Linked DNA regions of Homo sapiens: region 1 is linked to region 2. Evidence: chromatin loops called from intact Hi-C (ENCODE). Cell type or tissue: IMR-90. All regions are shown on one strand. Links, peaks and the distances in the headings refer to the core of each region. The heading gives the core; the rest is flanking DNA.

Region 1 (11,187 bases), core at 962-8,961, 51 kb before region 2:
CACAGCAAAATTTCAATTAGCCAAATAAAAATTTCACAGCCCTCCATTATAATTTAATCTTGCTTTTCCTTTCAGAGAGGAAATCATATGAAAGAGGTGTGTTATCAGACAACAAGCTGAAGATATGTCAGGCACTGTGTTCTGAGCCCCCACAGTGGGCTACCTGATATGTTGAAAGCTCTTTGTTACTTTCAGTAAGAGGGGTGCCCATTGGGAGCATATAGTTGAAGTGAATTGACAGAGATTTATTTCAGAAAGTCACTTTCAGGGTCAGCACAATGAGCCAAAGCTTCTGTTGTTCTGCAAAAGCACCAAAAACTGTTCACAGCAATGGCCTTCAGGCGTGGAAGAGACCAGTCTCCAAGAAGGAGACAGACATCGTTATGTTCTGCTGATCCAAAGATAAAGGGACTAATTTAGGTGAAAATAATCAAATATCCAGAATTATACACACTAAAAATTCTGGTGTATTAAGTCTCTGGCATATATAAATTATATTTTCACAGTGGTTATATTATCTCAGGTCTAAAAGTACTGCCTTGTTACACTTTAAATCCTACATAAGAAGAGATAACTTTCAAAATTCTGGGATCATATTTAGTATGTTAAAATAAATTGCAATAATTCAGGAAAACATTTATTATCAATTTCAGTGGAAAATCTGACTCCTTAATGAGCACATTTTTTTCACTAAAGCCCTTTATTCATGTTTATTAGAGAGGTTTCTGTTCTATTAGGATATATAACACATAGATGGGTCAAATATCCTAGTTATGTTTTCATAGATTGTGTGTCCAGTTGGGTCTAGAAGATTTATTTTCTTGAAATTGAGGGTTGGAATGCTTATTTGTTTTCTAAGTTTTTAAAAATAATACCCTACATTGTAATGATGCAAAGTAGTGCTCATATAACAGACAGGATTATAAGGTAATAGCCTTTCTTATAAAGTAGTAGACACAGAAACAAAACCAAAAAATACCTAGGATTTGCATTGCCATTGAACAGATAAACCATTAGATTGGTTTCAAGTGTAAGTTCCTTTTAGTCAAATAAGTTACTACAATAAGCACTTGTCAGATGTTTGCTACTTGTCATGGTATTGTTATTAAAATAAGTATTTTCCATATACTGGGTGCAGGGAGATGAGGGTGTATTAAGGTTTTATAGGATACACCCTCTGTTCCCTGAGTCTGTAGTAATTCAGCACCTAGAAGATGAGTGCACATAGGCCATGTCATGAAGTGGTGTAAGTGCCCCAAAGAAAGGGGCAAGGAGAGGTAAAGAGGACTAAAAGAGTGTTATGAAAGAGGTAATGTTTGCTATGGACTTAAAGAGGCAGATTTGATAAGGCGGTAAAAAATGAAGGCAGCAACTCAGGGGACTGTGTGGCAACAGTGACCACAGATCACCTAGATGACTGAGGTGCCCAGTGTTCCCGTCCCTGCCCTGCAAGAAAGGTCTGGCTAGGTCATGTGGTAATGTCTGCAGTCCCCTCATCACACAGCAGAGTGCCTTATGCACACTAGCAGCTCAATGCATATGTGCTAGGTGAATAAAAGGAAGAGGACTTATAGTTATTTCCATAGCCATTAAGGAGTTGTTTCTTCAACAAGAGAGTGAGATCCCTATGGAAAGCAGTCCTGCCCTGCATTGCATTCATCTTCCCTAGCACAGAGCTGCATACAAAGGATGCTCACAGTACATCCATGGTTGCCGGCTGGTATATCTCAGTGTATCACATCAAATTCACCTAAATCATGAAATTAAAATGTTGGTATTTCTTGCATTGAAGTGTGACTAAGAGGAATACCACGTCATTATGATGGCAGTATAAACTAATTGCTAACAATAGCCTTCATGACTTAGATTCCTTATCTATAAAATGGGAATAATGATAGTACCTACCTCGTAGTTGTGATAATTAAATGGATTAATGACAGTGAAGTGCTGCAAACAGTGCATGGCGCATAGCGTTATGATTTTTGTTTTGTTAAAAGAGAAGATATTGATGTGAGAGAGCTAAGCTCTGACAATTAGTTAGAAGAAAGAGGAGACAATTTATCCAAGAGGACAGTCCATGTCTATTCCAGGAAAATATTAATGACTGTTCAACCTATTAAATTTCACCTGTTGCTGGGTGCGGTGGCTCACGCCTGTAATCTCAGCACTTTGGGAGGCCGAGGCGGGCGGATCACGAGGCCAGGAGATGGACACCATCCTGGCTAACACGGGGAAACCCCGTCTCTATTAAAAATACAAAAAAATAGCCGGGCGTGGTGACGGGTGCCTGTAGTCCCAGCTACTCAGGAGGCTAAGGCAGGAGAATGGCGTGAACCCGGGAGGCGGAGCTTGCAGTGAACTGAGATTGTGCCACTGCACTCCAGCCTGGGCGACAGAGCCAGACTCCGTCTCAAAAATAAATAAATAAATAAATAAAATAAATGGATAAATAAATAAATAAATTTAACCTGTCAGCCTGATAATCCCTATCATATTGTTTATAAATATGAGCCATAGAAGTTGGAGATGTTTATCTGAACAAGAAAGATATTATATAAACTTTCAAATGCTGATGCATTTGAAAGAAACAGTATACACAATTTAATTATCTTTGCTTTGCATTTCAAGTCTCAATAGGATAATCACTTATATTTCATATTGTAAGGAGCAAGTATGTTATGACCCCCAAGGCCTTGTTTAGATTTGATGAAGGAATAACGTGCGTGGGATTATTGCCTCTGTAATTGTGTAAATGTCTTTCATATTTGAAAATACTTCAAATGAAACAGGAATGTTCTAGACTGATTGTTTTATGCAGAAAATGTTAACTTTGTACATATGTTATGTGGAAGACCATTTTAACTTTCAGAACTGGTATTCAGATTTGTTCAGATTTCAAGAAAACGGGGTTCATTTTAAAAATGAGGAGATGCCTGGCGAAGTGGCTCATCCCTATAATCCCAGTACTTTGGGAGGCAAAGGCAGGAGGATCACTTGAGCCCAGGGGTTTGACATCAGCCTGGGCAACATAGCTAGACCTTGCCTCTACAAAGTAAGTAAGTAAATAAATAAATTAGGCCAACATTGTGGTACCTGCCTATAGTCACAGCTATTTGGGAAGCTGAAATAGAAGGATCACTTGGGCCCAGTAGTTCGAGGCTGTAGGGACCCATGATCACACCACTGCCCTCCAGCCTGGGTGAAAGAGTGAAAGCCTGTCTTAAGAAAAAAAAACATGGAGACTAATTAGCTTCTAAAATACTTGATAGTGCTATTTTGAAGTCAGAATGCTAACTTTTCAATTCTTTTCCATATTTTAGTTATTTGAATACCATCAGCCAGATATCTTTAATATATTAACTGTAATTGTTGGAGGATTGATTTTTTTCTGAACGTTTATAGAAATCTTTCCAGAGAGTAGATTCCTCTTTAAGCAATATAGTTATGTGACTGAAAATGTACATGGAAAAGAAAATGTATGCTGCATAGTTACTGGAGTAAAGAAAAATTTAATCTTAGCTAAAATATAAGTTGGCATTACATGTAAGCATTAGCATTATTACTTAAGATCAATACAGATTTTGTGAAAAAAAAAAACCATAAACTAATCCTTGTATTAAGAAAAATGTAGTGACATTAAGAGAGAAAGCATCCTATGTGAGAGAAAAATTGTATTCATTACGAACAAAAAACCACACCTGCAAATATTTGTCCCTTTCTGTAAATTTCATATTGAATCTCAGGAGAATTCAATAGTGTGGTAAATGTAATTTGTAGTTCTTTACAATTATGGCCTAAATAGATGAAGTCTAAAGGGAGTTTTCCTATTTGATTTTCAAATTTGCATCACTTAAAATCCAATCAGGCCAACTGTTCAGATTTTTGTTAGATATGAAATACATGAATGGGTTCAGAGGCTTCGCTGTGTATTGAAAGAACATATCTGACTTTACGGCAGGCCTTACCTAAGGGGTTCAGTCAGCTTGTGGTTCAACCCCATTCCTGTAAAGAATGTTTACTGACTGCTTGATTTGCTAACATATTATACCCTTCGATTTTCAGCAACCAGTGTTTTATAGGCCAGCAGATTGCCTTTGATTTTTGAGAATTTGTGGTAACATATTGAGCTTACCAGATTTATGCAGGAATGTAAAATAAAAATAGTGTAGCAGGCACTCGGGATTTTTGAACACAGAGGGGATTAGCTTTACAGATGGCTGGCACATATAATGGCATTGAGTAATTTAGCCATGTAAGGTAATCTGTTGTTGACAGAATACATTAACATTTACCCACCATACACAGGTGTTTGGGTTGCACTGCGCTTCTGACTCAGAACAAGCAGCATCATTTGTAGAGTCAGTCTAAAAGTTTGAAATCTCTAAAACATGCTTGGGTTTAAGGACTTATTTTAGGGAGATATTCTAAGAGTTTGCCAAAATATACTATATAATTTATTCAGCCCCTCTGTCCTTAAAATCATTATCCTCTGTTGGCTACTTCGTAAAATCCAAATCATCAGAGAATTTTTAAAGGATTCTGATTTAATTAATGGAAATATTCTAGCAAAAGAGCAGAAAACTACATATCTAACTATAATTTCACAAACAATGTAAAGTCTATTATCCATTCTCCTGCAATAATAGTTCTTAATTTAGCCATATATTAGAATAATCTGTGGGACTTACTAAAAAAGTACAGATATCAAAACATATACACAGCCACCCCGCCCAAAGATAAAGTGCTTCAGGTGATTCTAATGTACAGCCAGGGTTAGTAATCTTTTCCCAATAATTAAATTTACCCCTGCATTTAAAATATGTACACATTGCCAGGAGTGGTGACTCACGGCTGTAATGCCAGCACTTTCGGTGGCTGAGGTGGACGGATCACTTGAGGTCAGGATTCGAGACCAGCCTGGCCAGCATGGTGAAACCCCATCTCTACTAAAAATACAAAAATAGCTGGGCATGGTGGTGTGCACTTGTAATCCCAGCTACATGGGAAACGGAGGCAGGAGAATCACTTGAACCTGGGAGGCAGAGGTTGCAGTGAGCCGAGATTGTGCCATAGTACTCTAGCCTGGATGACAGAGTGAGACCCTGTCTCAAAAATTAAAAAATAAGATAAGTTAAAATAAAATAAAATAAAATAAAATAAGTACCCATAAAAGCATCTTTGTTTCTAGGTTTCTCCATTCAAACTATCCTACCCACAACTATCAACTTTCCAAAAGCACTCCTTGAATCGTCTTTCATTTCCCCAGGAACCTCTGATGATCCTGATGCCAATGCTGTCAACTCTAAACTCGGCTTCCTACAGTCCTACAGCTTCTGGATCATTTTCTTTTGACAATTGCATGTGCATTTCTGGGCACTTCCCCAGTTAAGTCTGTACCATGGCTGCTCATTTCATAGGCCATGCTGTTGCAGTCTCTAGGTCTTTGCTCACAGCTGTGCCTTCTCCCTGGAATGCATTCTTTGCTCTTGCTGCCTGCCACCTCCATCCAAATCCAAGTTCTCTCCCTAGGTCTCTAAATCACATTCTTAGGATCCCCACCCAACCCTAGTAAAAGTAAATTTGTATTGTATTTGTGGTCTCTCCAGGCCACCTAACTTAGCACTCCCACTGCTTATTTTTTATAGTCTTCACTGATTGCTTCAGGCATGTCATGTCTTATATTTGTCCTGTTACCTACTACCCACTAGCCTGACCTTCTACCAAGCCACCCCACACCGTGCCAGTCCAAACCCAAATAAACAGGCAAAGCAAAGCAACAACAACAACAACCGAAACTTTGCACAGGGATGGACAGACACTAGATGCTCAATTAATAACTGCTGAAATAATTGTGCTCAAAAAGGGAGGTAAAGATTAATGGTGATGCTTGTAGAAGTCTGTGACTATTTAAAAACCACTGAATTGAACACTTTCAAGGGGTGAATTTCATGTCATATAAATTACATCTCAATAGAGTTGTTATAAAAAATGAGGTAAAAAATTTTATGAAAGACATTTTGAAAATGTGAATTTTACTTTTCTAGCAAAAGAAAAGATATAAAACAATAATACAAGAACGAAATTGAATCCTAGTCTGGGAATATTCTGAGGACTGGCAGTTTTTGTGGTGTTTCTTGTTATGTGAAACTTGAGAACAGGGCTGGCAAACTATGGCCTGGCGCATGTTTTTGTAAATAAAGTTTCATTATGTTGTCTGTGGCTGCTTTCACACTACAAGGGCAGAGTTGAGTAGTGGTGATGGAGACCATCTGCCCTGAAAAGATGAAAGTATTTACTGTCTGGTTCTATGGAGAAACAGTCTGCCTATCCCTACTTTAGAATGTATGCGTGAAGCTATGTTAACTTGTATTATTTATACAGCATACTCATGAGAAGCTAAAATTCTTAACAAAGTCTTTCTGATGCTGACAAGGTTTTTGTGATGTCTCAGGATGTAGCCCTGTGAAACTAACATCCTATGAATGAAGATAATCCCTTTCTTCAGAGTTTTTGTTAATTCAAGCACAGCGATTGACATCGAGGCATGTGGGTCCTTCTGCTGACGTTCAATTCTCACTTCCATCCCCTCTGTCCTTCAGAGCCCTTCTCCAACACCACTCTTCCTAGTGAGTTGACCCTCACTCTCTTCTGGAAGGTAGATTCCCACTTTTTAACCCTTCTTACGTTTGGCACCTCTCCCTGAAGCATTTCTTTCACTGTACCTTGGTTGGAAATTATTTGCATAATTTTCACTCCAAAAACCTGAAATAAATACCGGTCTTTGCACAGTTCCAGACGAGGGAGGCACAGAGATGAATGTGATATGGTATGTACGCCTGAGTTCACACTCCTGTCCTCATGAAGGCAGCCAGCTTTCTTGGACTCCCCCACTTTCCCTCTCCTTTCTGCATTACCTGTAGCCAATTTGTATGACTGTTTGCTTTCTTCTGCATCAACAAGGAAGAACCACACAGGTAGATTGTCAAAATTTCACCCTCGCTCCAGCACTTTTCTAAGTCCACTGGTGAAGTACGACTGACACACAGACAGGCGATTATTGGGTAGGAGTATGGGTCCTGCCATCTTGTGCCTGCTTCTGGATCATGGCTCCTCCAACAACTTTTGTGTGAACTTAACCTCACGTTCTTTATCTGTAAAATGGAAACCCAGTTCTTTGGGTTATCATGTGGATTGAAGGGAATGATATTTGGTAACATTGCTGGATATGTATGAAACTGTCAGAACATGTTACCCATTATTATTTCATTTTTCATTTCTAGCTCAGTGCTTATTCACTAATTTTTAGGTCAGGTAGTTAGAATGAGGGCCAGTATCATAGGTTATGGTTCTCCACTTAGTTTACACTTCCAGAATATTATGAAGTAATAGAATATTGTATCAGTTCATTTTCACACTGCTATCTAGACACTACCTGAAAAGGGCTAATTTATAAAGGAAAGAGGTTTAGTTGACTCACAGTTCTGCATGGCTGAAGAGGCCTCAGGAAACTTACAATCATGGTGGAAGGCCAAGGGGAAGCAAGGCACCTCCTTCACAGGCAGCAGGAGAGAAGTGAGTGAGGACACAGGAAAAACTACCATTTATAAAACCATCAGATCACGTGAGAATTCACTCACTATCATGAGAACAGCATGGGGGAAACCACCCCAAAAATCCAGTGATTTTGCTACCTCAACACGTGGGGATTACAATTCGAGATGAGAGTTGGGTGGGGACACAGAGACAAACCATATCAAATACGTAGCAATTTATAATTGGTCCATAAAAGGGGTATGACTTACTTCATTGTCATGATTAAAAAATAAATTCAGCTCTTCTACTCTGGACTGCAGATCTCAAATCCAGTCTTCTCTTGTTTCACTCCTTGTCTCTTTCTCTTTCATTTCTCTGTGTTACAGATGTTGCTGTCATATAAATGTCTTCCTATTTGTAAAGCCATTGACCTCACCTGATTGTTACGTATAATTTTTGGCTGCACAAATTACCTAAACCCTTCCAAGAGCATAATTAGACTCAGCAAACTGTTTATCTTTGTGTGTTTTTCACTGTAAGGTTCAAGCAGCAATACAAATGGAACAAAAAGAATCTGTGAGTCAACTACACTGTGCACACTGGTCCCATGAATTCTAAGTCATATGAGTCTAAGACTAAAATCTGTGGTGATCATGCAGAGATGCAAAGTATATGCCAGGTTTTCAAGGATCTTATTTTGATTAGACCTGTGGGTTTTTTTCTTTTCAATATCGTTGTTATTCAGAGAACATAAATGAGTTATGAGGTAGACAAAGGCATGAATACTTGTGATATATTTTACCTAAAATCTGCTGTTTCAGAGTTGGTTGGGAGCAGTACATACCAACTTCAGAAGAAATACCCTTCTCTTTGAACAAAATGAAAATTAAAATGATGCCCTTTTGTTCCTAGGAATGCTGCCTCAAACTTAACATTAGTTGTAATTTCTTGGACATCATTTCAAACCAAACCAGAGGTTACCCTCAGTCTGACTGCACCAGTTTAAAGCACATATTTTCATATTTGACATGTTTTATTATGGCAGAATCTGAAAGTATGGAGCAGTATGACGTATTAAATATCTGCAGCACCATATGTTTAGATCTCTTCATCTTGATAAATGTCCCACTCCCCAATTCTGCTACCTCCCTTTTATTGTGATTCAAGATCTCTCTTCCCTTCATGTGGTTTAATAGATTAAATTTTAGAAGCCAGAAAAAAATTAAAACAATGAAGGGGAGTTTCGTGTTATGCTTTTGTAGTGCTCTGAGAGGGATCTAAAAAGAAAGGGGGAGGATGACTTTATTTCTTTAAGTCTGATGTGCTTCATGATACCCGTGTCCTCATTCCACAGGTCAGAGTGTAGAGAAGACCACGGTAACAGGGGCAGTTGAAATGCAGCTATCTGACCCTCACCTGCTTGGTCAGGATTTCAGTTGTTTGCAGTTTGTCTGCAAACAGTTCTGGAGTTCCCCAGGTGACATCAGAGAGTCTCGCTCTGTCACTCAGGCTGCAATGCAATGGTGCAACCACAGCCTTGACCTTCCAGGCTTAAGTGAACCACAGGCACATGCTACCATGCCCAGCTAATTTTTTTTTGATTTTTTGTAGAGACAGAAGTCTGCCTATATTTCCCAGGCTTGTTTGGAACTCCTGGGCTTAAGCGATCCTTCTGCCTTGGCCTCCCAAAGTGCTGGGATTACAGGTGTGAGCCACCACACTCGGCCCCCAGGGGACCTATGGGTTCACACACAAGGCTGCTCCCATGGACATCACCTGGCCTCTGCTAGGAGCCGATGAGTATACACCTGCCAGTCACTGGTGAAAGTGGAGGTCTGAGGACAATGCTTACATACCAGGTTTCTGATAAGAAGTAAAAGAGGCCACCTCTGTCCTCCTCAGTTCACCAGAATAACAGGATGTGTGCAATTCCTGTTTATGCTTAAACTGCTGCATAGATTTAGGCTAATGACTGAATACAAAAACCAGGCATAGTAGTTTCAACCCAAGAAGCTGTGGAGCCTCAGGCTATAATAAGTAGCCAGAGAGAGGTTGAATGGGAACCTCCCTGTTGCCTCCACTCCTGACTCATCCAAAGCAACTCAACTTTTATGTGTTTTACACACTGAGACTCCAGAAAATTTTGCTTAAAATTTTACTCTGCCCTAATCAGTCAATTTCTGCTTGTGTTTTATGATTTGCATTTTAGTCTTATACAAAATACTTTCCTTTTAACAGAATACTTATGAATTTTGCGATTATAAACATGATCTTATAATACCTTAGGACAATATTTACGTTTAAAGAAAACACACCAACAGTATATTGAAAGCTGATGGGAAAATGAACTCTGAGAAGGAAAAGTGCTTTCATACAACTTTTAAGAACCATTCCTTTATCAATATAAAGTATTCCCTTATTTGAAGGTTTGGGCAAAAAAGGCAGGAGAGTTTTATTTCATAATTATTGTCAATTTCTAGGGGTTGAATAATGAACACAAAATTCATTAGCATTAAGCTTTAGCGATGAGAGAGAATTTATCGAACCCATTTTTCTGAACTATCAAAGGTATCTTGAAAGTCTCAAGTCATCCAGTTTCAATGCATACCTCAGAATATTCCCCTGGCCACCTTAGTGGATGGAAGGGCAGGCAAATAAAGATAGCTATTCCAAAGACAGAAAGAGTAATACAATGTCTTATCCAGAGAGTTTACAGAATCTTGAGTAGTTTTCATTTACTATGAATACGTGTGGGTTTTTTTTTTTTTTTTTTTTTTTTTCAGTGTATGAAGCTATTTAAGGCAGTTAGGTTTGAAAGGAAATGAAAAAATAAAGTGGATCTAGTGCAGAATGATGAGTGAGGAAACGGAGAATCAGAGAATTCCATGGAGAAAAGTAACAAAATCTCATCCAAACACTGATTACTAATGTGAATTCCTTTTCAACATCCCCAGATCCTCTTCTGTAACTTCAGTGATAGAGAAGCCCCTGAGAGATAGGCAGTGCACTGTCATGGGAAATGCTTAGCATCTCATGCTTTAAAGGCTCACATTTGAGTTCTGGCCCTACAAGACTCCTTCTAGAGTGAGACCCTGAGAAAATTTTCAGCTTCTCCAAATCCCGATGTCTTCATTTGTAAAATAAACATATAGTGCTGTGCTGGTCATTATGCATCTTGTCCCTCATTCTTTACCCTTATCTCTGTCCTTCTCTTTGCCCTAGGAGGCTTGACCTCTACAGAAAGCATCTTCCATGTCTCTTTGCTTACCAGCATCCTGTTGGGTTGTGTCCATGGAAGGCACCAGCAGGAGATGGAGGAGGGCGCAAGGAGAGAGAACACAGTACTTCTTTACTGGTCTCTGACTGCTCTGGGCTGTGTATTCTGGCTGTATCCTTCCCTGTCTACAGCTGCTTTGGTTTTATGTCAACAGGGTCTTTCCTGGCTCCTGTAAAGTTAGTTCTTTCCCATACCTCTTCAGGGCCAGGAGTAATAAAGTCTTCTCCTTCCTTCCTGCTGTTGCAATCTCTGAGAATCTCTATGTCTCTTGTTCTCTTTGCTCTGACCTCTGTGTCAACCATTCAAAGTGTCTTGAACCACCTGCACTGGATTCTCATTCCTGTCAGGACCCTGTCTCATCCCAGTAACTAGTCTTT
Region 2 (11,187 bases), core at 1,395-9,394:
AAAAAGAAAAGAAGAAAAAGAAAAAGAAGGGAAAGGAAAGGAAAGAGGAAAGAGGAAAAAGGAGAAAAGAGAAAGAAAAGTGAAGCCAGACCAAACCAAACAAACCCTGCAGGATTTTTCTGTTTCTGTGGGGTCTGGCATAAACTCTTGAAGCTGACATGCCCTCCAGTGCCCCAGCAGTGGTTCACTCCTCTTTAATTTCTTATGCTTTCTTGTCACAGATTTCTTTTCCCCCAACTTTGTGTGTTCTCAATTTCCCTCTCTGCGTATACAACTCTTTCATCCTCACTAAAACACAGCAAAGACTTCCAGAAGAATCTACACAGAAGCCACTGCTTCTCAGAACTCTTCTCAAGTTTGCTGGACTCTCCTCTTCTGTGCTTATAAATCGGCCACTGTTAGTGTGACTTCATTTTGTCTTCTAAACCGCGTTGCACCTCCTTGGCCATGGAGAATTAAGGCGAACCTTAATCCAATGACTAATTCATGGCTAGAACTAAGTTAGCCACCTGCCTGGTAGATTATGGTGTCCAACATAGAGAACTGAGCCAAAGAGATAGTGCTTTCCTGCTTAGAAAGAGAAGGCTGCTTAGAATAGACAGCAGTGTGGGTGATAAATAGTTAACCGAGACTTTTGGTGAACACTAAAATCCTAATTAAATATGATTTAATTCTGCTTATAGTGGCAGAAAAGGGATTCTTACAGGTCTTTTGTCTGATTACATCACTTGCTACATTAAGTTCATTAGGAATATTAGGCAATGAATAAAGGCCAAAGGAAATGAACCATTTTTAATGGATGAAGAATAGTATGGAGGCCATTTACTAGCCAAGATGAATAGTAGCAATAAATTGTGGATTCATTTCGTTGAAACTATTTAAATACATGTCTGTTGCCTGTTCTATTCAGAAGCATGGATAGTAGGGAATGAGATTTACAGTGTTATTTGGGACTACTTGTTTTTTGAAATACTGTGGTTCATAATCAGATAATTCTTAAATGATAGACAATGAATAATGTTTTGAGAGCTCAGCCTTCTTATCTAGTTGGGATGAGAAGAATGTTTCATGCATCTTTCTGTTTCATTTAAATAATCAGGTGGTTTCACTCATAAATGGAAGGGTAGCTATTTCAAGCCGGCTACCTTTTAGAAACACACATAAAGCCTTCATTATATGGCAGACTTGGAGCCTGTGTTTCCTGTAGCCAAAGGCTTTTGCAAAGATTTGTGGCTATGAAAGATAAACCTTCCCAAACTTTAAAATTATGCAGTGTTTTCAAAAAGATAGCCATTGCACTTTTGTGGGAATTTTAATTTAATAGAGAAATGAAAGGAAAGCAGTCATATCTTTTCATCATTGCCTAACCCCTTTAAAAGTATATATTAAAATTCATACTATTTCGATATTTATGCCTATGGCCTTCTAAACTTTTTATTTAATCCACTCCCCTCCCCAACCCCCAGGAGAAACCACAGTGCAGACAGCAATTACGAGCCTTCTGGTTTCTTTCACAAAATGGGCTTTTTAAAAACTGCCTTTAAAACACTCTCCATGTAAGGAGTCCTGGTCCACGTCATTTCTGCCTTCTCCATAGGGTACATACTCACTAGGACATTAGGGATTGAAGACAATAGAAGTCTACTGTTCCTGGATGTGTTGTTTCTAGCTTTCAGCTCTAAAAAGCCAAATTGTTTCTAATTCCATATTAAAAAAAAAAAAGACAAAAACATGAAGGACATCTGAGCCTTGGCCTTAGGCCTAGTTTTAGAGATTGAGATCTGGTGGTAGAGGCTGTCTCTATCCCAGCTCACCAGCTCCCCCATAAACCTCCCTTGGAAATCCCTTTCAACCTTATTTCTTCTCCATACCATCCTGGTGCAGCCCTAAGGTGTCTTTACCATTGTCCTGCTGCAAGCCATCTCACTGCCCATCTGACATCTGCAAGCCGCCTTCTTCATTCCATCTAGCCACCATAGTTGTTTCCTTACAAAGCAACTGGTTATCTCTCCTATACTAAAGCCTCAAAGTTGAGTATCCCCCACTGCCCACAGTGGCAGGTGCAAATTCAACATCTTGGAAACATGTTCCTTCCACAGTTGGGCCCTGAGCTTCTGTGGCTGAGAGATAGGCATGGAATGGTACAAGGAGTATAACAGAGAAAATAAAGAAGGAGCCCCACATTTCACAAGCCTAGATTCTGTGCTTGACGCTCTTCTATACATTATTTTATTTATTTAATTCTGTAAACAAACCTGTGCAGGGGGCATTGTTCATCTACTCAGCCTTCCTCTGTCCATTCATCCATCCAACCATTCATCCATTTTTACTCATTTAGTCATTCAACAAATATTTATTGCATCTCCTATGAGCCCAGTACAGCTCAAAATCAAAGCCCGTGCTCTGTTATAGCTTATGTTCTAGTAAGAGAGATGGGCATTAAGCAGTATTAGCATCTGCAATTTCTCATTTAAGTCTTCTATAAGCAGAGAAGAGCCACAGGACACTTTTAGTCACTTACTGACGTGTTCATGGTTGTTTTCAGGAAATTTTAACTCAGCAGAATGTATAGACGAGAAAGAGATGGGAAGAGTTAAGGAAAGAAGACCTGTGGGGAGGAACTGCAGTAATTCAGAGAAGAACTAGTGTGGGTCTGGAGAAGGCCAGGGCAGTGGGAATTATGAGAAAGGGTGAATATTAGTTATTTACAGATGAAGAATCCTTGTTTTTTGGCCACTGATGGGATGTGGAGAGCAAAGTTAAAAGAAACTCAAAAACAACTCCCTGGTTTTAAGTTTAAAGAATTGGGTGTCCGGAGTTCCCTTTAAGAGCATGTTTTGCCGAGTGGTAGAAATGGAAAAAGATGATTTCTGTGCTATCATATTGACTTAAAACATCACATAATTAGAGAGACACGACTATAACATTGCACACTGGTCTATAGCATTGTTTGAGGCATGAAATGAGTATTTGCAGTTTCTGACAATACAAAGAGAACCTTTGACGCAAAGGTGAATTAATTTCTGCTGGGGGAGTGGGAGATGATGAAAAACAAATAAACAAACAAAACAGCCATCACTGCAGAAATCTACAGTTAGTAGAGCTCACCCTTTTAATATTTAGGGACAGCATTTTAAAAAACTCTTTCTCTGCAATTTCTGATAGCTTTTGCCTTGTTTTCATATTGGCCTTCACTGCCAGCCACTTCCCTCAATTAACATCCTCTCCAAATCAATCATTGATATTATACTTCCTGCAAGGGGGTAAAGAGATACAACTTTGCATGTTTCCCAAACCCCCGAGGTCACATGTCCATGGAGAAGTAGTGTACAGTGATGATCTTGAATTCTCCAAGCAAGGAAGAAGTTCTCTCTCTCTGTGCATGTCCTGAGTCAAGAGGGCTTTTGCTGTGCTGTGCTGCATTCCTGCCTAGGGATTTAGGGCAAATTGTTGAAAGAGAACTTAGGCTGAGGTTGAAGAGAAAAGGCCAACAAGCGGGGAAGGGTGAGTGAGCAACTGATTTGGATATCTGCCCATTGAGATTTCAGTATTTGCCCCAAATGGCCTCATTGGGATGTGAGCAGGCTGACCTCCTAGGCTCAGGGTAGATGCTTCCAGCCAGTATGGGTACACCCATTTTTGGAAGAGACCTAAATGAGGATGCTCTAGAAGGCTGTAAGCAAACCACTGCCTTTACTTGTGGCTTGTTCCTTGTTTTGATTTGACTGCTTGATTTCCATTTACACACAACTTTTTTTTGTATATTTGTTTATGTGTGTAAAATATTTAAACTATCAGTAATTAATTGGTGGTTCCTTCTTCCCTGGAGTCTGTGTCACCAGTGGAACTCTGCATTAGTTTTTCGTGCCCATACAATCAGTTAAATGTTCAGTGAAGGTGTCCAAAGTGAAATATTTCTCTAGGGTTATGGCCAAACTCAGAATTGTTTTTCTGTCTTCTCTTCCCCTTATATCATGATATCCAGGCTTATCATTCTATTATTTTCTTTTGAAGTTAGCTATGAATTAACTGTGTGGCCAATGATTTTGTACATTTATCTAAGTGTTAGAGTTTTAAAAAGCATTTTAAAATCTAACTTGATCTCAAAACAAACCTTTGAAGTATAATATGTGTGCATATATGTACCTTCACAATTTATAGGAGAAATGGAGGCTGAACATTTAAGAAATTTTTCTCCTGGGGATTAGTCTAATAATTGGCAGAGATAAGAATAAAGGCCAGGAATGTGTATGTTTAACCAAGGAGTGTTTGCAATCTATTGCAAAGGGAGAGAGAAGAACTAGCTGAGCAATTTGCAGACTGAATTCTTTGGGATCCTGATGTTGAGGAAGGATGCCTTGGAGAAAGAGGAGGCGGCCGGACACAGCCTCCTGTGCCTCACCCCCACTGCTACCAGGACAGTGCTGTCGTCATCTGTCCTACATAAGGTGACTCCCTGTATGATTTCATTTGGAAAACATAAAGTGTGCTATTCTAGCTTTTTGAAAAGTTTAAAAACCATAGCACTGCGTTTTAGAATACTGTTCATTTTTTGCATACCAGAGTTCTGAGTATCAGATTCTGCTATATTAAATAACTCAGAATTTACTCATTTGTGAACATACCTCTCTGTACTTCCAAGTTATCTCGTTACCACACACAGAAATGTAAAAGCTTTAAACAATGTGTTTTTTAAGTGCTTAGTGACAACCCTAAAATATTTCCAAAAGGTTCTATGGCTCAGACAGACTTTGTGATGTTATTCTTTAAGAAATGCAATGGTTGATAATTTGCATTTATGATATTTCCTCATAGGTTCACTTTCTTAGTTAAGGACACACTATCTCACAAGAGTGCTCTTTAAAGAGCAACTTTTTAATGCCTAAGCATTGATTTAGAGTTGGAGCTGGGCTGGTACCACGTGGACCGCTCTTACTCTAAAAGGAAAATTGAGACCACCATGAAAGTGTTTTGATTTTACTAAAGCCATGTCCTCAGGCAAGAGGGACTTGGCTCAGTCAGGTCTGAGAGAAGTACATCAAAATGAGTTTGACCAAGTGGAAAATGGATGCTCTAAATCGTTGTCTACAGTATTTCCCTGACATCTAGATCAAATATGTACATTATTACACTTTGTGAAATCCTGGGAGGTAATTTAACAGAGGTACTTAATTCTGAACCTGAGGTTGTGCAATAAAAAGGAGAGGGAGGGGGCAGGGAAAGGAAGGATGAAAGAATTCTGTAGACTCGGTGGGCTGTAGTGGAGAGAATCCTACACTAGGAACAGGGAAACCTAAGTTCTTGCCCAGTGCTGACACCAACAAGCTCTACTAAATTCACTTAATAGCAGCTGTGCTCCTCCACCCCCTGATCAATCAAGTATATATTCCTGACCATCAGACTCTGCAGAGCTGTGCCTTCCACGCTCATCACTGATATACTTCTGCCTACAGGATAATGTCAGGCCCTGTCAAACCAACATCTAAATCACCTGTTTAGCTTCCTTTCCCTCCCTCCCTTTATTTCCAGCCACACACGAACTAAATGCTCCTCCTGCCTGTGTCATTTTATACACGCTGGGATGCTTATCCCCATGTGGCATGATTTCTCTGGGCTCAGATATTTTCACATCTGTAAGACATTCCCTACCCACTTAGGTTAAGTGGTAAAACGTGTTTTAAAAGCCTTACCTGGTGATTAGTGATGATAGGAGTGGTGGTGCTTCTAGCAGCAGCAGCAGCAGCAGCAGCCTGTGAGATGGGAGAACCATCGTCACCACTGCTGTTGGACACTGTGCCACCAGGACAGGTTTATATTGAAAATTCTGTTATTGAGGTTTCCTCTAACCTCTCACTGATTGGGTTTTTAGGAGGATTCATCTTTACCATTGTATGCATTTCATTTTGCCCCACCTTCTCTTAATTGAGTTATTACTTCTACCTTTCATTGATTCTGTTTTTTATATTAATGCTGAGACTAAACTCTGTCAGGTGTCAAGGCCAAATAGACTTAACTGCCAACAGTATCCCTGGAAGGTAGAACTGATGCCACTCTTGCATACCTCAATGCAAAGCCATAGCAATAATGCAGCTTCCCCTGGCCCATAGGTACCACTGGGCCTACACAATGGGCACTGTGCCTCAGAAATCCAGGACCATATTCGGGACACCATTTTTACTAGCAGAGGGAAAAATGAAGCCATGAGTTTTTTTTCATCTGTCCTCACCTCTTAGTTGTCCACAAGTACGTGGAAGTGGTTAGAATTCCATATGTTAATTGCACATTTAATGAACTCTGCAAGGCCCAGTAAAAGGAGCACTGAATTTGGAATGGGAAGATTTGCAGCTCTGCCCACGCTGGTTGGTCAAGATGTGGTCATCAAATCCTGGTCACTCTAAATCACAGATTTCTTATGAGTAAAACAGAGATAATAATATTGATCCTGGCTTCTGGGGATCACATGAGGGAATCTATATTGATTATTTTTTAACTCCATTCAATAGATCCCTAGGATGCCAGGAAAGTCCCAGGAGGGCAGCTTTAGGAGAACAAGGGAAGGATGAGGATGTAAGGCTTGGGCATCACCCTGTCATCTCCCAGAATCCAACAGCTCCACTGGATTCAGCAATAGGGTAGAAATTTCTATAGTGTAAACTGAGGCACGTTTGCTCTGTGGACTCTTCATAAGTAAGCCAGGCTTCTTTACTAAAACTGGTGAGAAAATAGAGGCTAAAATTTTTTTTTAATCTCTTTGCTGCAAGACTTTTCAGAACCTTTACTATGCTGGAATGCTTGTAGATTTCCAAGAGAAACAATGTACAGTCTCCTTTATATTTATTTGGGCGCAATAACTATTTCTGAGGAGCATTTCATAGGAGTAATATTCCTTGCAGACTTTGTTGCTAGGAAATAAGAGAGCATAATTCAATGCTTAATGTGTGGTATGCATGCTGTAAGTGATAAGAGTATGGCCTAGAGTAAGGTTAGTGGAGAAAGGGACTAGTCCTCAAAGGACCCAGGGAATTTAGAAAGGTGGAGAGCAGAAGAGAAGCCATGAACAAGTCAGAGATCGTTGTTACAAATGTAAATAAGTAAATAATGACATCAGGAGCAACAAATACCTGCTGAACACTCACTATGGGCCAGGCAGATGGGTCAATGCTTTACCTGCATTTTCTAATTTTATCTTCTTGACATAGGGGCTATCATCATCTTTATGTTAGAGAGGAAGAGAAAAGAGGTTGGATAATCTGTTCAGAATAACGCAGCTACTAAGGAGCAGAGGCAGCATTTATTTTATTTTATTTTACATTTATTTATTTATTTATTTATTTATTTATTTATTTATCCATCCATCCGAGATGGAGTCTTGCTGTGTTGCCCAGGCTGGAGTGCAGTGGCACGATCTCAGCTCACTGCAACCTCTGCCTCCTGGGTTCAAGCAATTCTCCTGCTTCAGCCTCCCAAGTAGCTGGGACTATAGGTGCACACCACCATACCTGGCTAATTTTTGTATTTTTAGTAGAGATGGGGTTTCACCATGTTGGCCAGGCTGGTCTTGAGCTCCTTGTAATCTGCTGGCCCCGGCCTCCCAAAGTGCTGGGATTACAGGTGGGAGCCACCGTGCCCAAACAGAGGCAACATTTAACTTTGATTTTCTAACACAGGAAACTCTGCTCTTTATTAAAAGGTCTTGCCCAGGGAGATAGCCAGGTACCCTAATTGGGAGGCTGGAATGGTACTGGTTGGAAGTAACACAGGAAAGACTGAGAAGTGCTGGATTGCAGGAAATCTTGAGAATCTGGCATAGAGCACAGACTCATCATGTTTAGGGCCCTGCATGCAGTTGTGTGCATATAGCTGTGTACTTTTACAACGTAGAAGACATTCTGTGGAGGGGCAGATAGGGGCTACGTTGATCTAGAAGGGGATTCACATATTTAAAATTCACATAAAAATGTCCTAAGGGTTAGGAGTGGCCCTGCTCATGTTGAGCAAGAATGAGGCTTTCAAATCTCTTGTTTACCATCTCCTACCATGAGTTCCTATCACAAAAGTTTATCATGGTGAGCTTAACAGAGACAACTTAAGGGGAAAAAAACTTTTAGAGCACTTACTGGCAACTAACATTCGCTGTTCTTCATTTGTTTCACTCACCTGCTATGGTAGAAATCTTGGTTTTGGCACTTAATGGTATAGTAACCACCAGCCTGGGTCGGCCAAGGAGTGGCATTTGGAAAGAAAATCCTAGAAAGCCTATCACCATAGATCAGCTATGGGGAAGGGCAGAGTTGTTCTACTTATAGATTTTTTAATTATATTAATAGGTCAGCTGCATGCTCAATTTATTTGATCATACTATGCATTTAGAAATAACTCAAACAACTCAAGTTTATCACTATGTTTATTTGTTTTTTTTTTTTAAACAAGCACAGCTAAAGAATGAGGACATTTTCATATCAGTGGTTTTCAAGCTAATTCAGGTGGTGGAACATCTGGAGTGTAATACAATATTGAGATATTTAATTACTTTTTATATTTAACGCCATAAACTAGAGCTACACATAATAGCAAAGCTATGTTTGCTTTGTATGGAGCAATATAAAATTATACTCATGAACATTTATATCCACTAAAGAATAAGTTTCCATAATCCATTGCTATTTAGAAGTTGCTCTGTTGTGTTTCTGTGACTTAACAGAAACCTATTTTGTGAATAAAGTAGGTTTAGACTTGATATAGTAGCTTCCTAATATTTAAGGAAAAACTTATGGACTAAATTATTTTAACAGTATTTAATTGTTTGATTTTGAAGAGACAAATATGTTTTAACATGGAACTTGGGTGTTTCACCTGTACACACTTTTAGAATCATGATTCTAGATATGCATATTTGCAGAAAGTGTATTAAGTCTATCAGTCATAATAATATTTAAAATGATACATTTTGCATATGTCATTTCAGAATCATCATAACATCCCTATGAGAAGTGCAGTAAAAAAAAAAAAAAAGAAAAAACAAAAACTGAAGCACAGAGAGGTCAAATAACTTGTCTAGAACCCTACAGCTCATTTGTAAGAGAGTTGTGCTTCAAGTCACAACCTCGGAGACCACACTCATACAAAACCATGGCACTTATGGAGACCAGGTTTCTCCATGTTGGTCAGGCTGGTCTCGAACTCCTGACCTCAGGGAAGACCACACTCATACAAAAACATGGCACTATTGGATTCAACTCCTTCTGCTTCAGCCCGTGCAAATTTCCACTGCGCTAGGTATCTGATCCCAGAAATGAAACATCTAACAGGAGAGTTTCCAGGATGGGTGTGGATGCTGAGGCTGGGTTAGTGTTCTTCTTGTGGGCACTACCCTATTTACTGGAATGACTAAAAGTCCAGGGCACTTTGGTAAGTTGCTTTGAAATGTCTGTTTCCCATTAATTGCGCTACCTCCTTGCCTTCCTTATATTTTCACTCTGTTCTTATTGGAATCCCCATGCCAACCTGCCTCTTAGCATCACCCAAGAGTTGAGAACTTACCCTCCCCTTCACTTGCCTATGAAATCTTACCGTTCTTGAGTCCTATTTCATCAGCATCATACTGAATTTTTGACAATGCATTTGTGGCTAGTAATGTTTCAATGTTACCCTTTATAAATCTGGTACTTTGTAATTCTCTAAATGTGGATTTTCACATCTATTACCATTTGAAATAGTGGAGCTAGAGCTATTTGGAAGCCTGAATTCATATGTCAGTTCCACATCTCAATTGAGCTTGTTATTTAGCTCTCTAAGCCTCAGTTTGCTTCTCTGTGCAGTGGGGATGGTTACATCTAGCTTACAGGATTACCGAGAAGATTGAAGGATATGATATACATATAGTCTAACATAATCAATTTTCAAAACCGAGAGACTGTGTTAATTGTAAATGAACTCAAGTGTATCCAAGTTTTTCCTTTTCCAATTCCATCAAAACTTTATTACTACTCTAACTTGAAGATATTATAAATATCTACATATTTATCCATGAGAAGAAACAGGATATGAGTTTACATGCTTTACTTTAAATCTGATTAGTAGCAACTACTACTAATTTGGTGTTTTTGGAGAGACTGACTTTCCTGTACTCTCAAAAACATGCCATGTAGACATGTGTTCAGTCTTGCCTCCTCTGCCTGTTTGGTGGGTGGTGCTGAGGGAGAGGAAACAAGACCCCTTTCCCTGCCCAAGCCATTAGGAAGATGCCTTTGAAAATTTTCTGAGCTAAAGCAACCTTCTCTTTCTATTAAAGTCCTTATATCTGTATCAGCTTTCTTTAACAGTTCTCATTAGAGATCAGATTTAGGAGGCTTGGGGAATCCTTTTATTCTATAGCCAGAAGTGAGAGAAGGGGTAAGGGGAGGTGTATTCACTAATGGAGTCCTAGAAGGTCCAGTGCAACAACCCTTTCTCCCAACATTGGAGGAGGTGAGGACAGTGAGAGGACCACTACTCTGCAGGTCAGGCCATGGGTTCAAGTTACACACGTGCTGGGAGATTCTTGCACAATTCCTCAACCTCTCCTCAGTTTCGTACTCTATGAGAGCCTCAGACCCACTTCATTAACTTGTAATGTTCAAAAGAGGGCTGAGAGCAGCCACTTGAAAATGCTTTATGAACTGTAAAATTCTCTAGAACTCTAAGGAATGGTTATGATCATGGGGCTCTATGACCCAGATCTACAGCCTTATGTAAAGTCCCTGCTCCTCTTCTTGCTGTCCCAGGAACAGATGGAAAATCTGAGTCCTTCTGACTTCTTATTTTGACATACTGTGTGGTCTGGAAACAAAGCTTATGTACTTTTGCAGTTACCTCTTTGGAAGAAGTGTGAAGCAGACTAGGCAGTTTAGAAAGCACAGTTGTTATTTATGTTTCCTTATCGCTCCCGCAGTCACCCCACTGTGCTCTTAAGGAGGATTTGGGAGGGAGAACTGAACCCCTGTGGTGAGGAGTAATGAGTTTCCCTAGCTTTTGCATGAACCAGCTCTTTGGAAAGCTAACCTTCTCCCCAGGCACTCACTACTAATTAAGAGGAGGGGTGGCTGCATTGGTAGATATCTACTGAAGCAGTTCTGCGATTCTTTTCATCACTTGCACATCAACTTCTCTTCTTCTTCTTAACTCTCCGTGAGTATTCATGCATGGGAG

Evidence for each region. A loop is a pair of places that touch in the nucleus more often than their neighbours do. Peaks named below come from ENCODE experiments on the same cell type or tissue, not always from the same donor. Only the 100,000 strongest peaks of a DNase experiment are listed, where the experiment ranks them.
Region 1: it touches region 2 in a loop (2.1-fold over the local background); 1 of 110 quality-filtered maps calls a loop at or near these places.

What each region holds. Positions count from the first base shown.
Region 1 is chr2:79,946,556-79,957,742 of GRCh38, forward strand. The region is part of intron 7 of CTNNA2 (catenin alpha 2); the gene reads left to right. Among named protein-coding and RNA genes, the nearest start is that of MIR8080, 86 kb to the left of the region's middle. In IMR-90, for the core only: no CTCF peak of the experiment used is centred there; no DNase peak of the experiment used is centred there; H3K27ac peaks cover 700 bases.
Region 2 is chr2:79,997,363-80,008,549 of GRCh38, forward strand. The region is part of intron 7 of CTNNA2 (catenin alpha 2); the gene reads left to right. Among named protein-coding and RNA genes, the nearest start is that of MIR8080, 140 kb to the left of the region's middle. RefSeq lists enhancers at 10,541-11,042, 11,043-11,187. In IMR-90, for the core only: no CTCF peak of the experiment used is centred there; a DNase peak (open chromatin) is centred at 4,569; H3K27ac peaks cover 2,189 bases.